Regions from separate parts of the Mus musculus genome. Here regions 1 and 2 are each linked to region 3. The links are chromatin loops, found by intact Hi-C in ENCODE. Cell type or tissue: left cerebral cortex. All regions are shown on one strand.

The links. A loop is a pair of places that touch in the nucleus more often than their neighbours do. Peaks named below come from ENCODE experiments on the same cell type or tissue, not always from the same donor. Only the 100,000 strongest peaks of a DNase experiment are listed, where the experiment ranks them.
Region 1: it touches region 3 in a loop (5-fold over the local background); 6 of 42 quality-filtered maps call a loop at or near these places.
Region 2: it touches region 3 in a loop (2.2-fold over the local background); 3 of 42 quality-filtered maps call a loop at or near these places.

The regions. Positions count from the first base shown.
Region 1 is chr2:173,272,911-173,280,910 of GRCm38, reverse strand. Pmepa1 (prostate transmembrane protein, androgen induced 1) reads left to right here and starts at 4,378. Exons shown (of 4, transcript NM_022995.3): 1 at 4,378-4,823. The coding sequence starts at 4,727. In left cerebral cortex, CTCF peaks have their summits at 700, 1,561 (motif pointing left) and 4,349; DNase peaks (open chromatin) are centred at 5,384, 5,529, 6,139, 7,391 and 4 more places; H3K4me3 peaks cover 3,144 bases; H3K27ac peaks cover 1,898 bases.
Region 2 is chr2:173,348,319-173,356,318 of GRCm38, reverse strand. The region is part of intron 1 of Gm36911 (a long non-coding RNA gene); the gene reads right to left. Among named protein-coding and RNA genes, the nearest start is that of Gm36911, 5.5 kb to the right of the region's middle. In left cerebral cortex, no CTCF peak of the experiment used is centred here; DNase peaks (open chromatin) are centred at 2,326, 3,821 and 4,226; H3K27ac peaks cover 690 bases.
Region 3 is chr2:173,450,641-173,458,640 of GRCm38, reverse strand. No RefSeq gene overlaps it. Among named protein-coding and RNA genes, the nearest start is that of Gm14642, 60 kb to the right of the region's middle. In left cerebral cortex, CTCF peaks have their summits at 2,306 (motif pointing right), 3,739 (motif pointing left), 4,752 (motif pointing right) and 6,585; DNase peaks (open chromatin) are centred at 3,653, 4,760, 5,790, 6,383 and 1 more place.

The DNA.
Region 1 (8,000 bases), 180 kb after region 3:
ACCAGATTCATGTCCATACATGTACAGTCTGGTCTGCCTCACCTCCAAGAATATGCACCCCAGGAGGGCCGCTACCAGGACAGGATGGCTCCCATCTGGCCTTCAGAGCGAGAGGACCCCTTGGGCCTTGACTCCAGCTTAGCTGCCATGTCTGTGGTCTCAGCTTGTCTTGCTTTCAGCCCCTACACCAGTGGGCCACACAGAGCCCAGCCTAGACTAGGAGGACAGTTTGTTGTCTAATGAACAAATAACCTAGCCAGGCATGATAGCACAATTACTTGGGAGGCTGAGGCAGAAAGATTGCAAGCTCAAGGTCATCCAAGGCAACATAGAGCTATTTTAAAAAGGAAGGTTATGAATGTGGCTCGGGTATTGCGAGGGCAGGTGTCAACCCCGGGTACCTGACAAAGGGAACGAGGGAGGAAACTCTTTCTCTGACCTGTGTCCCTTAGCCTGGTGGTGAGGAGCACACCACTCCTGGCAGAAGGAGTCCCCCACCTTCATTAACGCCATCTTGACACTGCTTCACTCCCTCTGGACAGAAGGCACTCATCCCGACAGTGGGCTCTGGCCTCACAGCCAAGTTCTCAGCACAACCAGAGGTACCTGGGCCATCAAATAACAGCCATTCATTCAGGTCATTGAAAGCTTTAGCTCAGACATACACTTTAGCATAGGTGTGACCCAAATACCGTGAGGTAGATACTGGTACTGCACAAGGGGTGTCTGAAATTCAGATTTAATCACGTGTCCTGGATTTTCTCAGCAGCCCCCACACCTGAAAGCCCCCGGGGGGTGCTAACAGTGTAGCCCATGGTCTTTCCAGAACTCTTCCCTCTCCTACCGACTGCTTTAGCCAAGGGCCTTTTCATAGGCAAGCCATCAGTCTACTGGCCTGCAAAATGGACATTAATGATCGCAGACTCCTCCCTCCCCAGGGGTGCCCTGAGGATTCAGTGAGCAAGAATTGCTATGTTCCCCCTCCCCCTGCCAACCCCCTCCCGCTCGCCCCCTCCCCGCACACACACACTCAAGGCCTGAACTCCCTCTCTGAAGCCCTGTTATGACCTTGCCATCACCCGCTGTCCCATTTTGCAGAGGAGGAAAACAAACTGAGGTGAAGACACTCAACTGAGATCACACAGCCGTGCTCACTAAGCTCTATGCCCGGCAGGTAGGCCCAGACACCATGAAGCCATCCAATCTCATTTTTACTGTGATGGGGTCAACAGAGTAAGGTCACACTGTAGCACCCAGTAAATGGTGGTCATAGCTGTCACCCCAGACAGGTCAGTGGGAGGTCAGGGCAATGGGAAGGTTGGTTGTTTTCCAACTCATTGAATTTATTGGTTGGTTCTACCTGCTACCGTCTAACCTCCTCTGCTGTGTAAAAGCTACCTCCTCTCGGGCTGGAGAGATGGCTCTGTGGTTAAGAGCAGGAACTCTCTTCCCGAACACCCGAGCTTGGTTTCCAACACCCATGTCGCATAGCTTACATCCACCTGCAACCCCAGCTGCAGAAGATCTGACGCCCCCTGCTGGCCTCCCCAGGTACCCCCCACACACTTAGCATTACACATAAAAGGCCAGCAAGATGGCTCAGTAGGTTAAGGACCTGGCTGTCCACCAAGCCAGAGGGCCTCAGTTCAATTGCCGGGGACCCAACTGGAAGGAGAATCAACTCTTGCAAGTCATTTTCTGACCGGCATGCACGCACATGTGACCTGGATGAAAAATAATCAAAACAGAAAGGAAAGAACAGGACTGTTCCTAGGTAGGAGACCAGTTATTATAGACTTGTGGGAGAGCACAGCCGGAGGCAGACGCACTAGGGAGAGTCTAGAACGGTCATGACCTTGAACCGTTAGGGAGAGGAGGAGGGCAAGGGAGAGAGGGGAACCAAGGAGAGCAGCCAGGGGTCAAAGGTTCAAAAGGAGGACAGGGCGGGTAACTAAACTGTATATGCGTTATATAGAGAAGAGCCTCCGGGGGAAGGGCTGGAGAGTTCAGGGTAGAGGGCAGGGGTATGCCCACCATACCCTGTAACAGATAGGGACCAGGGGCTGCTGGGAGAATTTTGAAATGTTAGGCAGGCAGCTCAGACTCTTGCCTCGAGTTTGACACACACACATACATGCGCATGCACACATGTTAAAAACTAAATTAAAAGCTTCCTCGTTTCCAATATAGCCAACGGTCAAGACGTTTCCCATGGATGGACAAGCCAGATCTCCTGTAAGGCCTCTGAAGGACGAGAGCTGCGCCACTGAATTCCTTTGCTAAGGTCCCAGACTCTCACAGTTTGTTGATAGAATAGCAGAACGGATTGCTGGAAGAAGACTGTAGCCATAGCAATCTCTATTGGCCCCATGGGGGTGGGGGGGGGATGGTTTTAAAATATTTTTCCATAAAGGGTAACCTGCTAGGGGCCAGTATTCCACAACACCCCCTACCCCCAACCAAAATCACACACACACACCTACCTTGTAGGAACTTTTATGCAAAGGAATTCAAACCTTTAAATTCCTCCAACTTACAAAATGTTTTTGTAAATCTCCCCCACCTTTTGATTTTGCAAAGCATCCCGCCAACCCCTTCCCAGAACTGAACAGTCCTGATGCAGCTGAGCCTTCCTTTCCTTTGCCAAGATCCATTTAAAACTAGCCAATCTTGAAAGACTGTGAGGCTGGGGCCCCGCACTCGTGGGGAAGAGACACAGTTGCCACCTGCGTTAGAACAAGAACAAATGAATCCCCTGCCCTGTCCTGGCTTTAAGACTGAGCTTATAGCTGGAGCAATGGCTCAACCCTTAACAGTACTTTACTGTTCTTCCAGAGGACCTGGGTTCAGTTTCCAGCACCCTCACGGTGGCTCACAACCATCTGTAACTCCAGTTCCCAGAGGATCGATCAATGGCCTTCTGGCCTTTGACATAAAGGACACACACGTCGCATAGACACGCACAGGCAAAGCATTCATACATATATAAAAAAATAAATATTAAAAACAAAAAGCAAGATTGAGCTGCTATTTCAAACAAATGGACTAAGCACCTTGGAACCTCCCTCTGGGAGGACACTGGGCTCCGCGGTGGCTCCTCCAGGAAGGTCACGGAAGGTTAGGCAGAGGAACCCACTTCCTGGGCTGCTCTGAAAACTATTCTCTCAGCTTCACCTATTCACCAGTCTATTAAAAATAAATAACAAAAACCTGTGAAAGCTTTCCCCTTCTTTAATGACAAGGGACACAGCCCCTTAAAGTCCTTGGATCCCTCGTGGGCAGGGACAGGTACTCCATCAGGCTGTGCAGAACTTAGGCTCCGTCTTCCTGAGCCTTCACCGCTGTGCTTAGCTGAACCGAACACTTTCTCTGGCTGTAAAATGAAGCCAAATAATAATTTGTCTCCCCAAGTTGCTATGGGAGACATTACTATCTGGTGTGCTTCTGGCACACAGTAGGCACGCCAGGCGACTGAAAGTTTAGGAATGGGTCAAGGAGGCGTACTTCATATTTGAGGCTGGCTTTGCGCTAGGGATGGGAGGCCTCTTATGTAACAGTTTAATATCTTTGAAGCCAGAGCACGGGTTCCCATAGCTCTCCAGTAATTAATTAAAACTTAATGAACAAAAAGCACCCTCCCTTGACCCCCTTTTACACTCTGAGCCACACAACCCAGTCGGTGGCCCTTGGGGCGGCAGATAGAGGGTGAGGGTGTGTAACTGCTTGGGTGTCCCATAATAGTAACACACACACACACACACACACACACACACACTCTCACCCCCAGTCCCGGGCACTAATTTACAAGGCAAGGACCAGGGGGCGCTTCTCGGGGCGTGTCTACAGAAATTCCAGTCTATCCAAAAGGCCCAGTTAAAGAGCCGCGCGGGGTTGGGGGTTGCGGAGGGGCTCAGACTAATTCTCAGTCTCCTGAGAAATACAGCTATGGATGGGTCTTTACTCCAGACCCTCCATGCTCTGATCTCCATGCATTAAACTCTTCCAAGGCGCCCCAGAAACCTTATAGTCTTCGGGTGCCCCCAAAAGCCTGGGTGGAGGGCCCCAGGGGCAGGAGTTGGAGAGGAGAACACCTTAACTTTTCGTCTTGATTCTTGTTCTGTGTTGTGACCGCCGCAGGCACGGGGGCTCCCGCGGACCGGGCCTGCGGAGTCTCGAGGGCGCTGGGTCTACGCAGCGCCGGCGACCGGTCTACATGGACGCTAGGCTCGGGCCCTTTAAGAGCCCGCCCCGCGAGCGACGGGCCCGCCCCCCGGGCCGAGGAGGGTGCGGGGGCCGTCGGCGGGGATTGGCGCAGCGCGCGCCCCCTCCGCGGCCCCCGCGCGGTGGGAACCGGCAGCCCCGTCTAGCGCTGACGTCAGACCGTCTGCCTGCCTCCGACCGCGGGCGCGCGGCGCAACCCGATCTCCTTGGACTTGAATGAGGAGCGGGCGGCGGCGCTCAGCTGCGGATCGGCCGGCGCGCAGGCTGAGCCCGGCGGCCCCGTGCCCCGGCCGCCCGCCCGTGCCCCGCACGCCGCCCGCGGCCACGGCCCGCCGCCCCGGGGCTCCCGCTCGGCGGCCGGGGGACCCAGCTCGCCTCGGGGACCTCGGCGGCGCCCCGAGCCCGCGCCGCGCTGCTCGCTGTATGCGGGGCCCGAGCCCCGCGCGCCGGCCGGAGCCGCCCCCGCGCCCCGCGCCTCGCGCCCCGCGCCGCCCGTGACCGCTTGATGGGGGTCAACGGCACCGCCGCCGCCGCCGCCGGGCAGCCCAATGTCTCCTGCGCGTGCAACTGCCAGCGCTCTTTGTTCCCCAGCATGGAGATCAGTGAGTGTGCCCTGTTCCCCCCGGGACAGCCCCGTGGGATCCCCGGCCCGGGACATCGGGATCGCGTGGGGACTCGGGGGCCGCGCGCCTGCCTCGCCCAGGCTCCCCGGTTGCGCTCGCCGCGCCCGGGGCGCGCCCTCCCGGAGGCTCGCGGCAGCTGGCGGCCGGCCCGGCTTTGTCCCGCGGCGCTGCGAGCCTGGCACGGTCCCCGCCGCGCGCGCCCCGCCCGGCCCGACTCGGACCCGGGGCTCGGCGGGGACGTCGCGCCTCTTGGGAGGGCCAGGGGAGCCGGGTCGGGGAAGTTTCCATTCCGTTTTCCCTAGGGGCCGCGGCGATGGAGCAATTAGGCTCTTTATCAACTTTGGGCGGGGGAGCGGGCGGGGGAGACACTGTCTGGCCCGGGAGGTGTCTGGGGCTCCTGGCGTGTGTCTGGAGTGGCCATGGCGATGCGTCCCGGGTTTCCGTGCGTATGTAGAGTGCGCTAGTCTGTCTGTCTGAGTCTCCGCGCGTCTTTTGGTGTCTGTGGTTCAGAGTCGCGGTCTGTGCCGGCCGAGTGCGTGTCCGAGTGTTCCTGCATCTCAGTGTGACTGATTTGCTGTGTGCTCGTGGCGGGGGTTGGGGATATGATCTGGATCCAGCCAGATTTAAGGACCGTTTGTGTTCAGGTGTCTGAATCCAGGGCTCAGCGCTGGCGCGTCTAGCCCACCGCGGATCCCCAGTGTGTGTCATTGTGAATGTCTGTCCCGGACTCCTATAAATAGCCTCTGTCTGGACTGCTTGGCTCACTCTGGCTGGGACGGTGGTTACAAATGAGTCAAAGTTTTGGGGCTGTTTGTGTTGAGACCTCCTTGGAGGTGGTAGACTCAGGGTGGTGAGTGCCCCGTTTGAACCCCATCCTGCACCTCCAGAAGTTGAGATCAGCGAACATCTACTTCCTTGTGTGGCCCACCCAGGTGGCTGTTGGGTTGGGTGGAGAATTGAAACCTCATTCCCTACCATCTGCCTCTAATCTGCGCTCCTCCCCTAACCCACATTTTTGGGGAGGAGGGGGTACCTTTTGCCTTTCTGTTTAGTTTCTCTATCTTACCCCAAAGCACTTAGGGCAAAAGGGTACACAGCCTCCCCCTAACCCAGACAGCGGTCCTCTGTGGAGCCCAGGGGCAACTGCCACAGACCTGGGCAGTCGCTAGGTGACTCATAAGCTGCTTTCTGCAGGCAGCTGCCACAGTTTGCACCCCCGCCCCAGCACCCCGCATGTACAGTAAAGCATCAAGGGTAAAAAATAGCCCACGACCGGGCCCCACCTGAGCAGAGGAAGTAGGTTTGGGTGGTGGGGCCCTTGTGCCGAATTTGACTCACTGTCTCCCAGTCTGGAATTGAAATTGAAAGCCTTGGCGTCACTGAATCCCACTTCTCCCCAGCTGCCTTGCTGCCTGCCCCAAGACAGGAGATGTCAAGAAAACCTGCCAGGAGCCAGTGCCATCAGTCTGTGATCTTTCCTTGGCACCAAACCCTAAGGCTTCCCAGGAGCCCCTGTGCGACGATCAGAGAGGTTCAGGGAATTTACCATCTAGAGGATGTTAGTTTTCTGCACGTGTCTGGGGAGAGGCTGACCCTGCTCTGTGGATTCCTCTCTTCTCTCTCCTGGAAATGCCCTAGGAAACCTCCCGTGGAGGTTCACTTTGTATGACAAAGACCAGTTGGACATTCTGGTCTTGTCTTTTCTCTGAAAAAACAACAAAAGACTTCAATCTTAATTTTGTCCCTTCGTTGAATCAGCTCTAGTACCAGCAAGATGCTGTCAAGTCTGACAGCCTGAGTTCCATCCCTGGAACTCATTCGGAGAAGTAGAGAACAGACTGGTAATTGGCCCTAATGATATCTTGGTTGAAACCAAGATGGCTTGAAGCTCTTGGTGGTAACCGGTATTTGCCCCCATCAACATTGGAATAAGAGGCTCGCCCAGGCTTGGTGCCTGGAAATACCCTGTCACCACCCGTTAGTCCAGGATTGTCCCCACTTTGTGTATGCACAGTCTACTTACTAAAAGAGAGAGTGAAACAGGGAGGGGCTCACTTTAATAATGTAACAGTGTATTGCTAGTGTTCCCTGAAAGTCTGAGTGAAGGAAGCCTTAGGTTGGTGTTTCCTGGAATTTCTTTGTTTCAAAATGTAGGAAGGGGGGTGGGAAGAAAGACCTCAGGCTGTTTTACCTATAGGGAACTCCTGTTAGTACCCGCAGGGGCACTCTCCCTGGGGCTTCTCAGGACACTCTTCTAGAAGGGACTTTAAAGCCTTCCTCTGCCTAAGTGCGCCGACTTTCTGATTCCATCCCTGTACTCCGGCCTTGGCTGCAGTGCTGGTGGCTTCCCTCTGGCCCACTGCTCCATCCCGCCCCATCCCGCCGTGTACTCCTCAGATGTCCTGTGTTCGTGTCAGAGCCAGGAGGAGCTGAGTGAGCTTGGAGCTCTTGTGCTTCAGGTAGACATGAAGGAAAAGGAGGTCGGAAGCTTGGCCAAGTTGTCTCTCTTGGACCGCACGTGCTGTTCCCTGAATTTGGAAACTTGGGTGGCAGATCTTAGCACCTAAAAGAGTTCTTTGGGGATGAACCTGAGTGCGCAGCCTGTGTCTCGCATGGCTGTTTGGAGGAACCACCGCTTGCCTCATAAACACATTTCTTGGAACTTTACACCTCTTTCCCAATCTGTTCCATCTCAGAGTCGAACCCCTGGCTCTCCATTCCCGCTTTAACCTGTGGCTGAGAGTACCTTCCAGACCGACTGAGGCGAGTTGGTTTTCACTTTACCAGGGCCCTAGGGGGTGGCCCTTGGTGGTAGGAGATGCACAAGCAGCTCCGTTGGTTAATACCACTGTCTGCCAGGGTCCTTGAGCCACCTAATTTCTTCCCCAGCCCTCTAACTCAAACTATTGCAGGGCTCAGTGGGTGAAGTGCTTCCAGAGGTTGGTGACAGACGTGCAGTTGTAATCCTCATGCTGAGGAGGTGGAGACTGAGGGTTTGCTGGCGAGCCATTCTAGCCTGATAGTCCAGGCCACAGAGATAAGCTATCTCAAAAAAAAAAAAAAGAAAAGAAAAGAAAAAAAAATAGGGGTCTGCGAAACGGCTCAGCAGGTAAAGGCAATTGCTGCCAAGACTGATGATCCGAGTTCAAGCCTCGG
Region 2 (8,000 bases), 100 kb after region 3:
GAGTTCCAGGAACCAAACTCAGTCAAGTTTGGCAACCAGCTCTTTTATCTGATGAAGTCTTATTGGCCTGGACCGATGTTTTGTTTTTTTGTTGTTTTGTTTTTTTGTTTTGTTTTGTTTTTAAAGAAACTCATACTGAAGAGAACTCCGAGGTGCTTTAGAGGAAATGCTCAAGACATTGCATGACTGTGAGGAAAACTCCCTCCTTGTGGAACAGTCAGGGACTGAAGATTCACACAGGCTGGCCCGACACAGGGCTCACCCGGAGGATCCCTGCTGTCCTGGAGTGTCTCACTGAGCTGTGCTGTGGCCTGGCCACCAGCAGCGCCCTAGTGACTCCAGAGGGCAGCAGGAGTAACAGGCCTCTCTCTCCCCAGGTGACAGGCAAGAGTTACCTCAGAGAGGTGCTAGCCAGAGCCACCCTCCTGGCTCTGCAGGCATCGGCGGCCCTGTGGGGAGAGGAAGATGCACTGATTCACATGGTAGAGGAGAGGTAGGCCATCCTGGGTCATCAAGCCAGCGGCGCTTTACGCTCCTGCTCAGGCGCTGAAGCAACTGAAATCAGGCTGTCTGGCCTTTGTGTGTGTGTGTGTGTGTGTGTGTGTGTGTGTGTGTGTGATATAATCATTTGTTTTGAGCAGCCAACTCGTGGAAAACAATTCAAAACAAACACACCATAAAGCAACATGTGGATATAGGTTGGTAAAATTCGTGCACAGTTTTGAATGTTATTCTGGGTCATCTGGGTTCAGTGAAGAAATGTCTTTGTGAATCTTTGTTGTTGTTAACAACAACAACAACAACAACCAACAACTTTGTAGAAAAGCACTCCCATACCAGATTCTCTGTGTTCAGTAAACACAAGCAAATCCCATTGTTAGGGGCACACACACACACACACACACACACACATACACATACACACACACACACACACACATACACACACACACACACACACACCACATACACAAACACACACTGGGCATACATGATATACAGAAAGACAGCATGGAACAGACTAGACACATGCAACAGATAGACAACATAGAGGCCAGGAACCACAGTCTACAGACAGACAGAAGACACAGGAGAGAAGTGGAGACCTCGGATTTGTGCTCACTCTTGCTTTCACTATTTCACAAGCAGGTCTCCGACCTTGTTCCTTACTACAGCATCGCTATCGGTGCACAGCACCCTGGGGCCTTCACTTGCTGGTGGACCTGGGCAAGGGTTTGCCCAGTTCACTCTGCCTCAGTTCTCTTTCCCTTTAAGCGACTGACCCAGCTCTGCGGGGAGAAGACCTTTAAGAGGGAGATGTGACAGCCTGGTGCCTCCTTGGAGCCTGGGCTGTCCTCCATGAGCTCTTTCTCTCCTATCACGATGATATTTGAAGATGGTGGTGGTTTGGCTCTAAGGACAGTCCCTTACAGCACTGGGTTACCAGTGATGACTTTAAATCAAACAAGAACTCCATTTTGTTTCCTGCCTGAGACACTGTCTTCTCTACCTTCCTCAGAAGCCAAATAGCCAGTGTGTGTGTGTGTGTGTGTGTGTGTGTGTGTGTGTGTGTGTGTGTGTATGTGTGTGTGTGCATCCCAAAAGGACTTATATGCAGAGGCACTCCCTCTCATGACCCTCACGTGAGTTTACATACGCATACGCACAACACATTCTCAGAGGTAGGTGTGTCTCTGCCATGCAGAAACTCAGGCCAAACTTGAGTCTGGAATATCAGACTTAAGGAGCCTTTGCTGCAAGTATCTTTCTGGGACAAATGGCCTCTGGGGAGCCAGGAGGGACACAGTGATACCCATTCCTTTGACTAATAAGCTGTGAGCTTTTAGACCCCACTCTGATCTGCCAGGGGACAAAGGATCAGTGGGAAACTTTAGGGGCCCTTGCTCTCCATGGTGACCAGTGGCCTAAAATGGGGCTGTGCTGAACACCCTTCAGGATCTAAGATGGAACTGATCCAAGGCCCAGATGTCACTAGGATGCCAAGGCCCAGATTCACTACCTGCTTGTTCCAAAAGAGCTGGAGAGAGAGACACACAGAACCAGGTTTTGCTTGTTGCTAACGACAGAGTCGAAGGCCGAGAAGCCCGGAGAGTGAACGCACAGTGTAAGATGTCAGTGGAGATGGTGACTCAAACACATCCTCTGGCCACTGTCCTGGTCAGCTGAGTCCTCTCCGCATGAAGCCAGTGTGGCAGCTTTTCCATTAAAATCTCCATTTGCATGGTTTCATGGCTCGGTCATAAAGTGAGACTCTACAGATAAACAGGAGCCCTGTGGGAAGCTGGCTCTCAGCTTTCCATCCGTAATTGTTTTCTATGTGACTCACTGGCTTGCTCTGTGTTCTGACGGGTGCTGGGCAGTGCTACAGTCGGGGTATCACACAGACACTGGGGAGGGGTGGTCATAACCTTCCTTGCCCCTGACTGACTGATGTTGCCCTGCACTTTAGATCTCTTTGTATGGTGTTCTCAGTTCCCATGCCTCTGACCTCACACTTCACACTGCTGTCCACGATGTGCACAGTTGGGGCCAGTACCACAAGCCACAGGCTACGACCATGGACCATAAATGCCCTGAGACTCACTGGAAGGACAGCCAAGGTGGGTTCACCCAGTCCTCACGGGGTTCTCTTGTGGTCCAGAAATAATACCCTGACACTCTGTTATTTCACTACAGTGTTGAGCAAGACCCGTTGGAGACAATCCCAGGAGACTCCAGTGGGGACCGTGAGCCCACCCCAAAATTCCCCAACACCTCAGACTCTGATCTCCACTAGGTACACAGGCCATCTGCTCTCTAACCTCCTAGTGAGCAGGAAACGTGAAGCTTAGAGTAATGTCCCATTTATGCATCTGTGCACACTCTGACACAGGTACATGCCCACATGTGCACACACACACATAAAGATACAGACACACTTGCATGTGTGTATATATGTGTGTACACATATACAAAGATGCACAAACAAGCATACACACGGACACATTTATATGTGCACATACATGCTTACATGGGCACACACACAAATACACATGTGCACACATGTGCTTACTCCACAAATACACACCCAGGAACTGTTGGAAAACATGTTAACAAAAAAAATAAACAAACAAGTTGGGAAGTGGAGAGCAGCCTCTCCTTTGTGTGTTCTTAGAGTTTCTTTCATATCCCAAAGGGAGAATGGGGAAAGGACTCTCTACCCTGCACAGAACTGGTCACATCTTCAGAGCTAGATCTAGGGCTTCAAGGCAGCCTGGCAAGCTATGAGCAAAGCAAGACATTTGTGAACAATTCATGGCTGCAGGAAGGGCCCAGAGCCACGGGTTTCTGCTTTCTGCCAGGCCAAGGGCAAGCACACGCACTCAGAGACTCAAGGCAGGACAGACTCACATTCTGTTTGACCTTGGGGTCAGCAACTCTCTAAAGAAACAGATCACATAGATGCACTCACACAGACATCACACACACACACACACACACACACACACACACACACACACACACACACACACTACCCTCTGAGCAAGACGGAACCCTCTCCCCTGAAGGATGAAGGACGAGCCGAAGCCACGGGGACCCAGAGTCTGCACATTCTGCCCGCACTCCATTTCCTGGCAGTGTTCAATATGAACTTGGCAAAAAATCAGAAGGCAGGGGCTCAGGAATGAAGGGATGGAACGAATTACCCTGAAGATCAGACGCTCGGGCTCAAGCCCAGGTCCTCGCAGAGTCTTGCGTGAAATCTTACAAGCAACATAAACAGAGTCGGGGCCAACATCACCACCAGAAATATTCAATAATAAAAGCCAGCTGTGGCCCCAGCCCTTCCCAGGCAGAGCTTATGGTTCCTGCCACTGGGAACGCTGACAGAGGCAGAAACTGCCAAATGAGAGCCAGTTTCCTTTCCTCCCAAAGAGGGAAGTGTTTGTGAGCTGCAGTCTAAACATTCACTCAAAACTCCAACCGTCCATAAAAATAATTTAAGATGCAACTTCTCGGAACCTCAACTGATGAGATGGCCAGACCCTGGCTGATCCTGTTAGGGACAGGCGCTTTGACTCTGGATCTCTAGTTCTGAAAGGCGCTGGGTCCCTCTCTGTAACTTCATCCCAGGTTCTGGAATCCAGCATGCTGGGAGAGGGGGTGGAGTGCTGCATATGGTAAAAACCCACAAGGCTGGGCCAGATATGGAGACAGAGCCCTGCAGCTACAGCCCTGTCCGCTGACCATGGGATCCCAAAGGAGCTCTGGTGATAAAATCCAAGCTTGGCAGGAGGCACAGCAGGGTGGGGAGGACGCCAGAGGACTTGAGTTCTGTAAGGTTCTGTGCTCTCACTTGCCTCTCAGAGAACACAATGGTCACACCTACAGAGTTCAAGTCCAGGGCGTGGGCTGTGTGGGTGGAGGAAACAGACACAGGGTCAGCTCAGACAGGGTGTAAGTCAGCAAAGAAAGAGGAGGGAGGCCCCAGGTGGATGAGTGCCAAGTTCAGAAGATAGTTTGATTGGCATCTCTACCCAAAAGACCAAAACAGTAAAGTCAGGTCTGGGAGCTGGCTCAGTGGGCAAAGTTTTTGGCACACAAGGCTGAGGTCCTGAGTTCGGTGTATGTGCAACCCCAGTTCTGGGGTGGGAGGTCGGGCATCCCTGGGGCTCGCTGGCCAGCTGGCCTTAGCTAGGCAATGAGCTCTGGGTTCAGGGAGAAACGCTGTCTCATAAAAAAAGTGAGGAGTCACAGAAGACACCTAATGTTGACCTTTGGTGTCGACATACATGAATGCATATCACAGATACACACATACACACCACATCACACACACACACACTCCACATCACATCACATATACACACACATACCACATGACATATATACACACAGCACATCACATACACACACACACACACACACACACACAATCATATACACATACATACATACCCACACCACATCACATCACACACACACCATATCTCACACACATACACACACACACACACTACATCACATGCACACACATCATACACACACACATATATACCACATGACATACACACAAAACACATCACATACACATACACACACGTGCACCTGAATACACACATGCACACACACAAAATTAAACAAAATCCAATTTAAACACACACATACACAGCAGAAGAATCTTGAAGAATCATGAAAGAAGAAAGCCCACGGCATTGTTGACTTAGGAATTTCACAGAGGATGGAACATGGAAAGTGGATTGCTGAGGGATGTGTAGAAGCTTCCCTAGGACCAGTGAGCCACAGACACAGCATCTCAAAGACAAGGGAGAGAGCCCAGCCTGTTGTTGAAAGCTTGCAGTGCACGGATTGGACATCACCCCCTGCAGCTCTATCTGTCCCACCCAGCATGCACTGTTGTGGTTTCTGTAGCTTTGTCCCCTCTTTCCCTTCCCCTTCCCCTTCCCCTCCCCCTCCCCCTCCCCCTCCCCCTCCCCCTCCCCCTCCCCCTCCCCCTCCCCTTCCTCTTCTTCTTCCTCTTCCTTGGCATCAGCTCAGTGGCTGGCATATATGTGTCTTTCATATTGAAGCAGGCTTGGGATCAGCCAGACTCACTCTGGAGTCAGAGATCTAAGCACTTTCAGACCAAAGTGGTGACCTCTACACATGGGGAAGGCTACAGAGAAGGTGCGGGAATGGGGTGCAGGGGTTCTAGCCTCAGAACACACAGCAGCATTCTCCTGGCAGGCTTATGGTCCATCAGGGATGGAAGATTCCTTCTCCAATGGGGCCGGGAAGGAGATTTGGTAAGGCTCTCTAGAACACAGCATCAGGACAGTGCCCAGCTGCCTTCCTGCTTGACCACTGGCAACCATTTTCCTCCATGTCAGTGGGGTATGTGTGGCGAAGCAGTCTCACTTTAAGCTGAGAGCAACTGCACCATGTCAGGCTAGAAAAATACCACGAATGAGCTTATGCCCATTATAATGGCCTTATGGTGACTCCACTCAGGAAGATCTTCCGGCCCTGGTGGACCAAAAGCCCTGTGAGACACATACTATGCCTCACCTGCTTCCTTGCTCCCAGCCTTCCTGGAATGCCTTCAGTCAGAGATAGTTAGCCAGGTGCCCTGTTAAACTGATCAGAGACCCATTGAGGAGTCAACCTGAGGCACTTGCCCAGGTCTCAGAGTCACTTCCCCTTCCGCCTGCTTGATGTCTATCTCTACCGAGTAAATCTCACCAAAGAGTTCAGAGAATCTGGAAAGAGAGTCAGATCTGCCGCTCCAAGCAGGAAACTCAATGGCAAAGGAGCTGCAGTTGGGGGCAGTGGGGGGAGGAGGTTACTTCAAAGGAGCCTTGAGGAGAAGTGCCACCCTTCTGTCTACATCTGTATTTATTCCTCCTTCTCCCTAGCCTTCCATGATGGAAGTGGAGCCACGCCTCGCCAGACTTCTATGCTGCCGTCATCAAAGGCACCGGAAGATATGGCCCTCGGTTATGACAAAGACAACCTCCACACCTGCCACTCAGAGCCAGGTGCTGCCCAGCAAGCAGACTGGCATCTGTTTCCCATCCATTTGTGTCTGCACAGAGGAGTTCTGTAAGGGCCTCTGCGGTGAGGCCTCTCTGAGGGTGTGGTCTGAACGCTTCTCCCTTTGACGAGATGATGACAGCCACATAACTGACTGCAATGACCTCAGCTGTCACAGGGCCGTCACAGCACCCACACTGGATATGGGGTTGGCCCCAGGCCTTCTCTCCTGCCTGTCTCACCTCAGAGTGCTTAATCCTCCTCTCCATACTTAGAAATGGTCAGTGAGGGAGGGATGGCCTCTCCACTCCACACACGTGCTCTCAAAGTCCTGGAGGGATTCCTCCCCCTCGACGCCTTCAGTTAAATCTCCACAGTACAGTTTTAAAGCAAAGTTAAAAGGCAGGGCAGATGGCCCAGTCGGTAAAGCATTTACTGCCCAAGCTTGATGGCCTCAGTTTGGATCTTCACAATCCATACAAAAAGCCAGTCTGGGGCTGGTGAGATGGCTCAGTGGGTAAGAGCACCCGACTGCTCTTCCGAAGGTCCAGAGTTCAAATCCCAGCAACCACATGGTGGCTCACAACCATCTGTAACAAGATCTGATGTCCTCTTCTGGAGTGTCTGAAGACAGCTGCAGTGTACTTACATATAATAAATAAATAAATCTTTAAAAAAAAAAAAAAAAAAAAAAAAGATCTAGAGTTTTTTAAAAAAAAAAAAGCCAGTCTGTGGCACAGGCCTGCGATGCCAGCCCTGGCAGGAAGTGACAAGAGTATCCTTGGATCTTATTGGACACCCAGCCTAGCCAACTGCTGAGCTCCGGGTTCATTGAGAGCTCCTGCCTCAATAAATAAGGTAGAGAGGGAAAGAAGAAGACAGTGAATGCCAGCCTCTAGCTTGCACACGTGCACACACATGTATATACACACACACACAGTTAAGTCCACTCTTCCCTTACAGCAGACCACTGCCCTGGGACAGCACTCTGGGACCCCATCCTGCAGATATTCAGGCAAAAGCCTGCAAGTAATGTGGCTTGCCTTTTTGCCTCTTTCCTTCTTCCTTCCTTTCTTCCTTTCTTTCTTTCTTTCTTTCTTTCTTCCTTCCTTCCTTCCTTCTTTTCTTTCTTCCTTTCCTTCCTTTCTTCCTTCCTTCCTTTCTTTCTTTCTTTCTTCCTTCCTTCTTTTCTTTCTTCCCTTCCTTCCTTTCTTCCTTCCTTCCTTTCTTTCTTTCTTCCTTCTTCCTTCCTTCCTCCCTCTTTCTTTCTTTCTTTCTTTCTTTCTTTCTTTCTTTCTCTCTCTCTTCCTTCCTTCCTTTCCTCCCTCCCTCCCTTCTCTCTCTTCCTCTTCCTCTCTCTCTCTCTCTTTCTTCCTTCCTTCCTTTCTTTCTTTCTTTCTTTCTTTCTTTCTTTCTTTCTTTCTCTCAGCCTTTGAGGGTCATTCTGTTGTTTAAAAAATAGAAGG
Region 3 (8,000 bases):
ATGCTGCAAAAGAGGCCGGGAAAGTGAGAGTCAGATGCAGACAGGCTTCAGTGTATCACGAGGAACATCTGAGCCTTTGCTGCCCAAATGCTGCCTGAGGTTTCTTCTCAGGGAGGAAGAAGACTGGGGACTGGGCAGGAAACTGACCAGGTGTTGTCCCCAGCACTGACTCTCCACAGTAGGGAGTGAGATTTAGTGTTCGAGAGAAGCCATTAGTGCACACATGCTGCAGTCTCTCAGGAAGTCAGCTCCACACGATGTGCACACTGGATGCCTCCGGGTTTAATATCTTTCTCTGTCCGATCCTCACTGGGTATGATGCACGCACTGTCAGCGAACTGTCCCCACTGTCTTTGTTGTTGCCCACAGGAGGAAAAACACACACTTAGGACTAGCATGCGCTTGATTAAATGCATGCAAGCGACAGAACAAGAATCAGTTTGAATCTCAAGCCTAGGCCATGAACCCTGGATCTAGCTTCCAGAGAAGTCTGGCCAGGAAATTCAGTCTCCTATGATCTGAAAAGGGCACAGAGTGGCTGCTTGGGATGCCATCGCTTGCCATGCGCAATGTCTGCTCTTACACCGTGGTGACAGGCTTGGCACCTTCTGGGATTTGTAGCTCTAGGTCTGCTTTCCACAAACATGTGAGACATAGTAGAGAAACCGTGTCTTACCTCACTGCTGGATCTCTGTGTTGGATCGAGTTTTGTCAACTTGACACAGGTAGGATCAGCTGAGAAGGCCCTCAACTGAGAAAATTCCTCTGTCAGATTGGCCCGTGGGCCATTTTCTCTGTTGTGTGATATGTTATGATTTATGGGGGAGGGTCCAGCCCACAATGAGCAGGTCACTCTCGGGCAGGTGGTCCTGGGTTGTATAAAAAAAGCTTGAACAAGCCGTGATGAGCACGCCAGCTCGCGCCTTTCTCCACACCGTCTGCTTCAGCTCCTGACAGGACTTCCCTTCACGGTGGGATGTACGCTGTAGGAGAGAACAACCCCTTGGTGTTTTAACACAGCAATAGAAAGCAAACCAGAGCAGTTACCCAATCTCAAACCTGCCCCGAACCTGAGAACCTGAGGTTGCCCGAAGATTGCATGTGCTGGCTTGCAACTGAGCTGTGCCATCTCGGGCAATTCTGGTGACGAGCAAAGCGGCAAGGGCATTTGAAGTGTGTCACAAAGTGTAGTGACTTGGAAGGGAGCCTGGAGGGACAGCTGGAAACCAAACCAGGGAGTAAGGACTCAGCTTTGCAATGGGTTGTCTGGATGGAGCAATTCACCCTGACCACAAGGGAGAAGCACTTAGGAGGTTCTGCCCTGGCCTGCATTTTCTTTTCTTCATGGGCTCCCATGGTTCCCCACCCCACCCCCACCCCCAGAGTTCTCATAGCTGGGAAAGGAGAGAATGGAGTAGAGGCTCTGTGCAGATTCAAAGCAGGAATTCACCTGGAGGAAGTGGCCCTTGGTCTGGATGCATCAAGGCCAAGTTCAGGAGTGCGTACCCAGCGACTGAAGTCACCTAGTGTGTGGCAGGCACAGCCCGAGGTGCAGGGGCCAAGGAGGACGTGAAACAGCCCTAAAGGGAGACAGCTTGGTTGGGAGTGAAGGGAGCACCTTCAGAGTAGACTCAATGCATTCAGGCTGATGGGAGCTAGGGACATTTGAGGGAGACCTTGACCATGGTGGTGTTTGTCATGACCATGTCTCACTCTAAGCAGCCACCTCCTGAGCTGATATAAAAAGATTGATCACACTGGTGTGTGTGTGTGTGTGTGTGTGTGAGAGAGAGAGAGAGAGAGAGAGAGAGAGAGAGAGAGAGAGAGTTAGTTGAGTCTGGTGGTCATCTTGATTGTCAACTTTATGGGACATAAAGTCACCATGGACATACGCTTTGCTACATCTATGAGGAAGCTTCCAGAAGGTAAAGAGAAGAGATTTACCCTAAATGTGGGTGGCATCACTCCATGGGGTGAGGTACCAGATGAAATAAAAAGGGGAAATCCAGCCAAGCCCCAGTATTCCTCTCTCCCTGCTTCTAGACTACAGATGCAACCTGACCAGCTGATTCTAGCTCCTGACACCCCGACTTCTCTGCCGTCATGGACTGTGTACCCTCAAACCAAAATAGCCCTCTCCTTCAGGTGACTTCAGCCAGATTTATCATCACAGTAGTGAGAAAATTAGTAGAGAAGGAGACTTTAGTTTGAGGCAAATCTAAGTTCAATCTAACCCTGCAAATTAATGTTTTAATTACGTGTATTTGTCTGTGTCTTGAGTGTGGATTCACGCACATGAGTGCAGTGTCTATGGAGGCCACAGGAGGGCGCCAGATCTTTTTGGAGCTGTGATGCAAACTCGAGTCCTCTGCGGGAGCAGTAAGTGCTCTTAATCTGGGCCATCTCTCCAGCCTCAGCTGCACTAGCTTTGCGATTATGTAACCGGTTATTTTAAGTTCACATCAGGACTTACTACTTACTTTATTTACCTCAGCTTATTCTATGAGCAAATTGTACAAACCAATAAAAAACACTGCAGTCTTAGGGCTGAACCTCCAGATCTCTTATAACCTAGGCGGTGAAGAGCCAGATGCAGAATACCCACTGATGAAGTGCCTGAGCCCCAGTCCTGCAGCAGCCACATCAGGCTTCGAGAGAAGGACAGGTCCCCGCCCTTGTGTGGCTGTGTGGAGAGAGGTGATGATGGGGCAGGGGTGGGGGGTGTCTGCAGCCGTAAGCCGGTCAGTTTCACAGAGGAGACTGGCGAGGGATGAACACTGTTTATTCTGTAGGAAGCAGCCAGAGGGCTAGCCTGGGCAGGAGCAGCAGGCTAGAAATTGGTCACCGAGTAGTTCTGACCGTAACAGACTCATCCGGGCTTAGAGATGTTGGTGGAACTGTTCAAGGGACACAGTAGTCAGATCCAAATCCAGGGGAAAATAGGGAGGGAAACACAGCTGAATTCAACGAAGCAAAACCCCAAACGCCATCAACAACAAAAGAGGGTGAACGGGAGCTCCGATGAGATATCGAGGTGCATCGGATGGAAGGCAGAGTCCTCTGCTCTGACTCTCAGAGAAAAGGTCCAGTGCTAACTCTCCATCAGGGACACACCCCAGAGCAAGAGGCGACAGAGGGTGAGCGGGGCGGTGAAGAAGAACACAGGCAGAACAGATATGCGCTTCTCTCAGTGAGCAGGATGCAGGATGAACATAAGCCACCGTCGAAATGTGCATTCAACCTTTGTCAAACCCACAAACCGTCAAGACGACATGGTGGCTGTGAACTTGGCCCTCTAACTATTTCTTGCAGGAGAAGGGCTCTAATGTGACGCTTCTTTGAAGCCACAGTGATAGCTGACAGCCTTTGATGTTCCTCTCAGACTTCACAGATCGAATAAGCAGGTGGTGTAATAAATGTCACTTAGTAAGGATGAATGCAAACACTTCAGAGGAGATGCCCCCATCCCTCGGTCCATAGGACGGCTTCTGCACGGAGCTTCATGCTTGGTTTGAGAGTGGGATACAACAAGCTACAACAAGCGGAAAACCTCCCTCGGAGGGGCTGAAACCAGGAGTTAAAGAAAAAGAGAAACCACACAATTTAAAATGGAGCTGGAGAGCTGGCTCAATGATGAGAGCACTGGCTGGTCTTACAGACGATCAGAGTTCAGTTCCCAGCACCCACATGGAGGCTCACAACTGCCTGTCAATCCAGTTCCAGGGAAGTCTAATGCCCTCTTCTGGCCTCTTTGGGCACTGCACTCTTGTGTACACACCCACATACAGACACACATTCATATCTATAAATGGATGCCCCCTCCAAGGGGCCTGTTTCAAAGCGCTCAGTGAGTCCTTCACCTCCAGTGTACCTTTTGGGATGCTACCCCCTCATCTTCATGCCAACCATTGTGAGCCAGGGCAACTGAGGTAGAAGCCCCTAGTTCTCTATGAGAATAGACATCTTTCTCCTGAGGCCAGATTGGACCCGTGATGCCACCAACTCACCTTGAATCTCAGATTTCTCGGAAAGAACAACAGGTGGGCTTAAACATGGATCAAGAAAGGAAACCATCAAAACTGGCCACAGCTGCTCGCGAGCCACATCTCCACCCCAGTCTCCCCGGAGCTGGTGGGCAGCAGCTTCCCTGGGAGCGGTGTGTGTTTGAATCCATCTAAGCTTTCTGAGTCACTGTTGGGATGGAGAGGAGGAAGGAATGACCCTCTGGGGAGCCCACAGTGGCAATTACTCCAGCCAGGGAGGATATGGTCACGGACTTCAGAGAGAAAGTCACAGGGCAGATTCTCTGCTAACGATGCCAGTATGGGTTGGTTAGGAAATGTCCCCCACGGCTTGTGTGTCTGAATGTTCGGTCCCCAAATGCTGAAGCCTCTCTAGGAAGCCTGTGGAAACCTTAGAGGGTGCAGCCTCACTGGAGAATGTGAACCACTTGGGGTCTGCACTGAGGGTCATAGGCCAGATATACTTCCTGTATGGCCTCTGCTTCCAGTTCCTCTAAGACGTGAGACAGAAGTCACAGCTGAGAGCTACGCAGTGTGTCAAAATAAACCTCTCTTCAAGTCCCTTATTGTTGCTGCTTGGCCACTGCGATGCAGGAAGAAACTAACACAGATGCTTCATGGAGGAACCCAGATCGTCACCCTTATGGTGTCTGTGTCTGTGGGCCTCACAGTACAAGATGGTCTGCACACACCAGAGTGCACCTTCACAGATGCGCTCCCTCAAGGCTACCTCCAGAGGGCGCTCTGCTCCACATCTCAGCCAGCACCGTTTTCCAGAGGCTGCACCCCCAGGCTGCTGAGTTCAGCTGCCAGGGACACCACTCTAGGCTACTCAGTAAAGCTGTATGTGTATTTCACCTATGCCGGGGACATCACCTTCAATACAGTGTGCATCATCTGGCTCTCACCTATGACGGTGCAGTGACTGTGTGAATTTTACCACAATTTAATTAACCTTTGTCTAATCGCTGGGTAGTTGCAGTAGGCAGTTTTAAAACAAATTCTCCTCAACAAGTTTTAGATCAAGGAGATAGCAAAACATTACATTTTAGCTTATTTGGGGTATCAATTTATGGCAACAGCAACATTTTAGAAGCAGCCAAAGCCACATTCAGAGGGAAAGCCGTGTCTTTAAATGTTCTGCATTGCGTGTGAAAAAGAACACACCAATCAGAGCATCTGGTAAGTCAAACAATGAATATCCAAACGGAGCAACGTAACGGATCAGGTGATAAGTGGCTGCATTGTCAGGGATTAAAACAAAACAGTCACTAAGGGAAATAGTCAAGTTGGAGGCAAAGAGTTGGGTATTTCAGGAGACAGAGGCAGTTGGATCTCTGAGCTCAAGGCCAGTCTGGTGGGTATCTGAATGTATGCACGGCCCTAATTTGCCAAAGATCTACATTAACATGTCCATGATTTGAGTCTCACTTTACAATGAGTTTGAACTAGTCTTCATACATTTCATTTCTTAAATTTCATTTGAGCTATATCAGACCCCCAACTAAATCTCTGCACCTACCCCATAGGCCTTGGCTCTCACACAAGCCCACACTGGGCCACACGAGGTCACAAAGGCTGTGGTTTCTTTCTCTGGTGTCACCTCCAGGACACGCAGATTTCTGCTGGCTGGCCCTGACCTGTGAAGGTTTACGAAAGCTCAAGGCTTGTATATAGTTTCCCCTGGGTTTTGGTACCAGAAATGAATGTGTTTTCAACACTAAACTTGGCCAGAATTAGACTTGTTGCCTGGGCCTTGCAACTTTTACTAAAATGGACTTGAGCTTACGTCCAGAGACTAAAGACAGAGCAATTCTCTGCTGCGGGATAAGAATGAAGACAAGCCACAGGCAAAGCCTCAAGCTTGATGGTCACCACACACACATTGAATCTCAGCACTTGAGAAGCGGAGGCAGGAGGATTACAAGTTCAAGGGTGGCCTTGGCTACGCAGGAAGATCTTGTCATGATAAAAAAGAAAACCTTTAAAAGGCAAAGTTAAATTTTAATCCGTGTCTATGTTCAAGATACTGTCGTTTCTGCATAATAGAATTATTGGCACGATGTTTTACAAGTGTGCATTTCATCCTTAACTGCGTATTTGAGTTTAGCTGTTTGCACTTCGTTGTGTGTGAGCCTTGGGTGTATTTGACTAAGTTTTCAATTTTAGAAATGTATAACCATACCCACGTCACTCCAGTTCCAGGAACTGCTTGTGTGTGAGAAAGCTGCTTCCTTCCCCCTTTCTTTCATCTTTAAGAGGGAGGACGGGGTGGGTGGCTGAAGACATGGCTTCACGGTTCAGAGCGGGCGCATCTATAAACTCAGGGTGACTCATGCCCGTGCTGTGCGGTAAACTGTGTTGATTTTTAACCACTGTAGCCATGGTGCTCCACGAGTCCACTCCAGAAACCGATCCCAAATATTTTCCTTATGCATCACATGATGCAAGCCAGCATTAAGCGCGACCTCAGCCTCTCGCTTCATTTTCCACAGAATCTAGATTACTCAACAGGAATAAAAACTCTCCTGTCTCGATGGAAATGAATTTCCTCTTTTAGCCGCAAGTCTCCCTCGAAGGAGTGGGTGACTCAAAACTACTTATGTCATGAGTTCAGGTCCTTAGTGTGTGAGCTGCAGTTTCTTTGTCAATTTAGTTCAAATATACTTGAGATGCTTATGGGGGACCTGGGAGAGGGCTCAGGGGGTAACGGTGCTTGCCAGACGACCATGAGGACCTGGGCACAGATTTCTCAACATTGGAGTAAAAAGCTGGGTTTGCCTGTAACCCTAACACCGTGTGGGGAGGAGACAATGGGGATTGAATCACGGAGCCTGGACAGTAGTCCAGCCAGGCCAGCCAGGAAAATGGCTGGCTCCAAGTTCAATGAGAGCCTTTGTCTCGAGGGAATAAGGTAGGGAGTGACAGAGGAAGATGCCAGATGCTTTCTTCTGGCCTCCTCATGCACACACAAACACACACACACACACACACACGCACACAGCACGCATGCACACACACACACAACATACACACGCCACAAGAATAAATAGAAAGTGTATAGAGCAGCGACCAACCCAAAGCTAAAGCAAAGTTGAGCTGAGCTGCCCACAGTAACTCCATTTTGTCTGAGTGCCTGTTACACTCACCCAGCTGCTCTCTCCAGCCCCAGGGAGCGCATCCTGATCATGGCTATGAGGCAGCTCACCAGCTTAAATGAACGGCTCATGTTGGCCTTGTATTTATGGTGGCCACTACTCTCCTCATGTGGGCATAAGAAAGTAAATTCGAAATTTTAGACCATCAATTGATCTTGGAGATTTCCAGAAACCTTCTAAATTTTATGGCCCATGGCCTCTGCTGGCTTACTTAAAAGATTTCCTACTTATTTTTGAAAAAAAATCTTTTAAAACCTTTTCTTTAAATTTGTAACAAAAATTTTAAAGCTGGCACGATAAAGACTCACCTCTCCCATCGTCTAAGACTATTCCCTTTCTGGGCAGGGATCCCCCACGCTCCTGCTAGCCGCACTGGGAAGCTGGTTTAGTGCCATTGCTAACACTTTCAACGGGACGAATGTTTCTGGCTTTAGTTGACTTCCCCCCCCCCCCCGGGACGGTTGGGAGGGAATTTATTTGGGAGTTCTCAGTATACTGGGTGGATGTGGATGTCTGTGCTGTTCACCGTGTGTCTTTAACTCAATGAATAAGAGAGGAACTTCATTTTTCTTTTCCCTAATAATACAAAACTGCCTTCCTTGTGTACGCTGTGGTCCTGGGTTTCCATCCCTGATCTGCGTTTCCATCAACACTTTGTTACACCCACAGAACTCCTCTATTGTGCATTTAAAACTTTGCCCGCACTCACTGTCAGGTCCTAAAGAAACAAGCCTAGCTCAGAGCCTGTGGTTCCTCCCAGAAGTTTCCATCCTGCCCCCTCCCTTCTCTAGCCCAGAGGCTAAGCTTCCCTCCCCTCCCC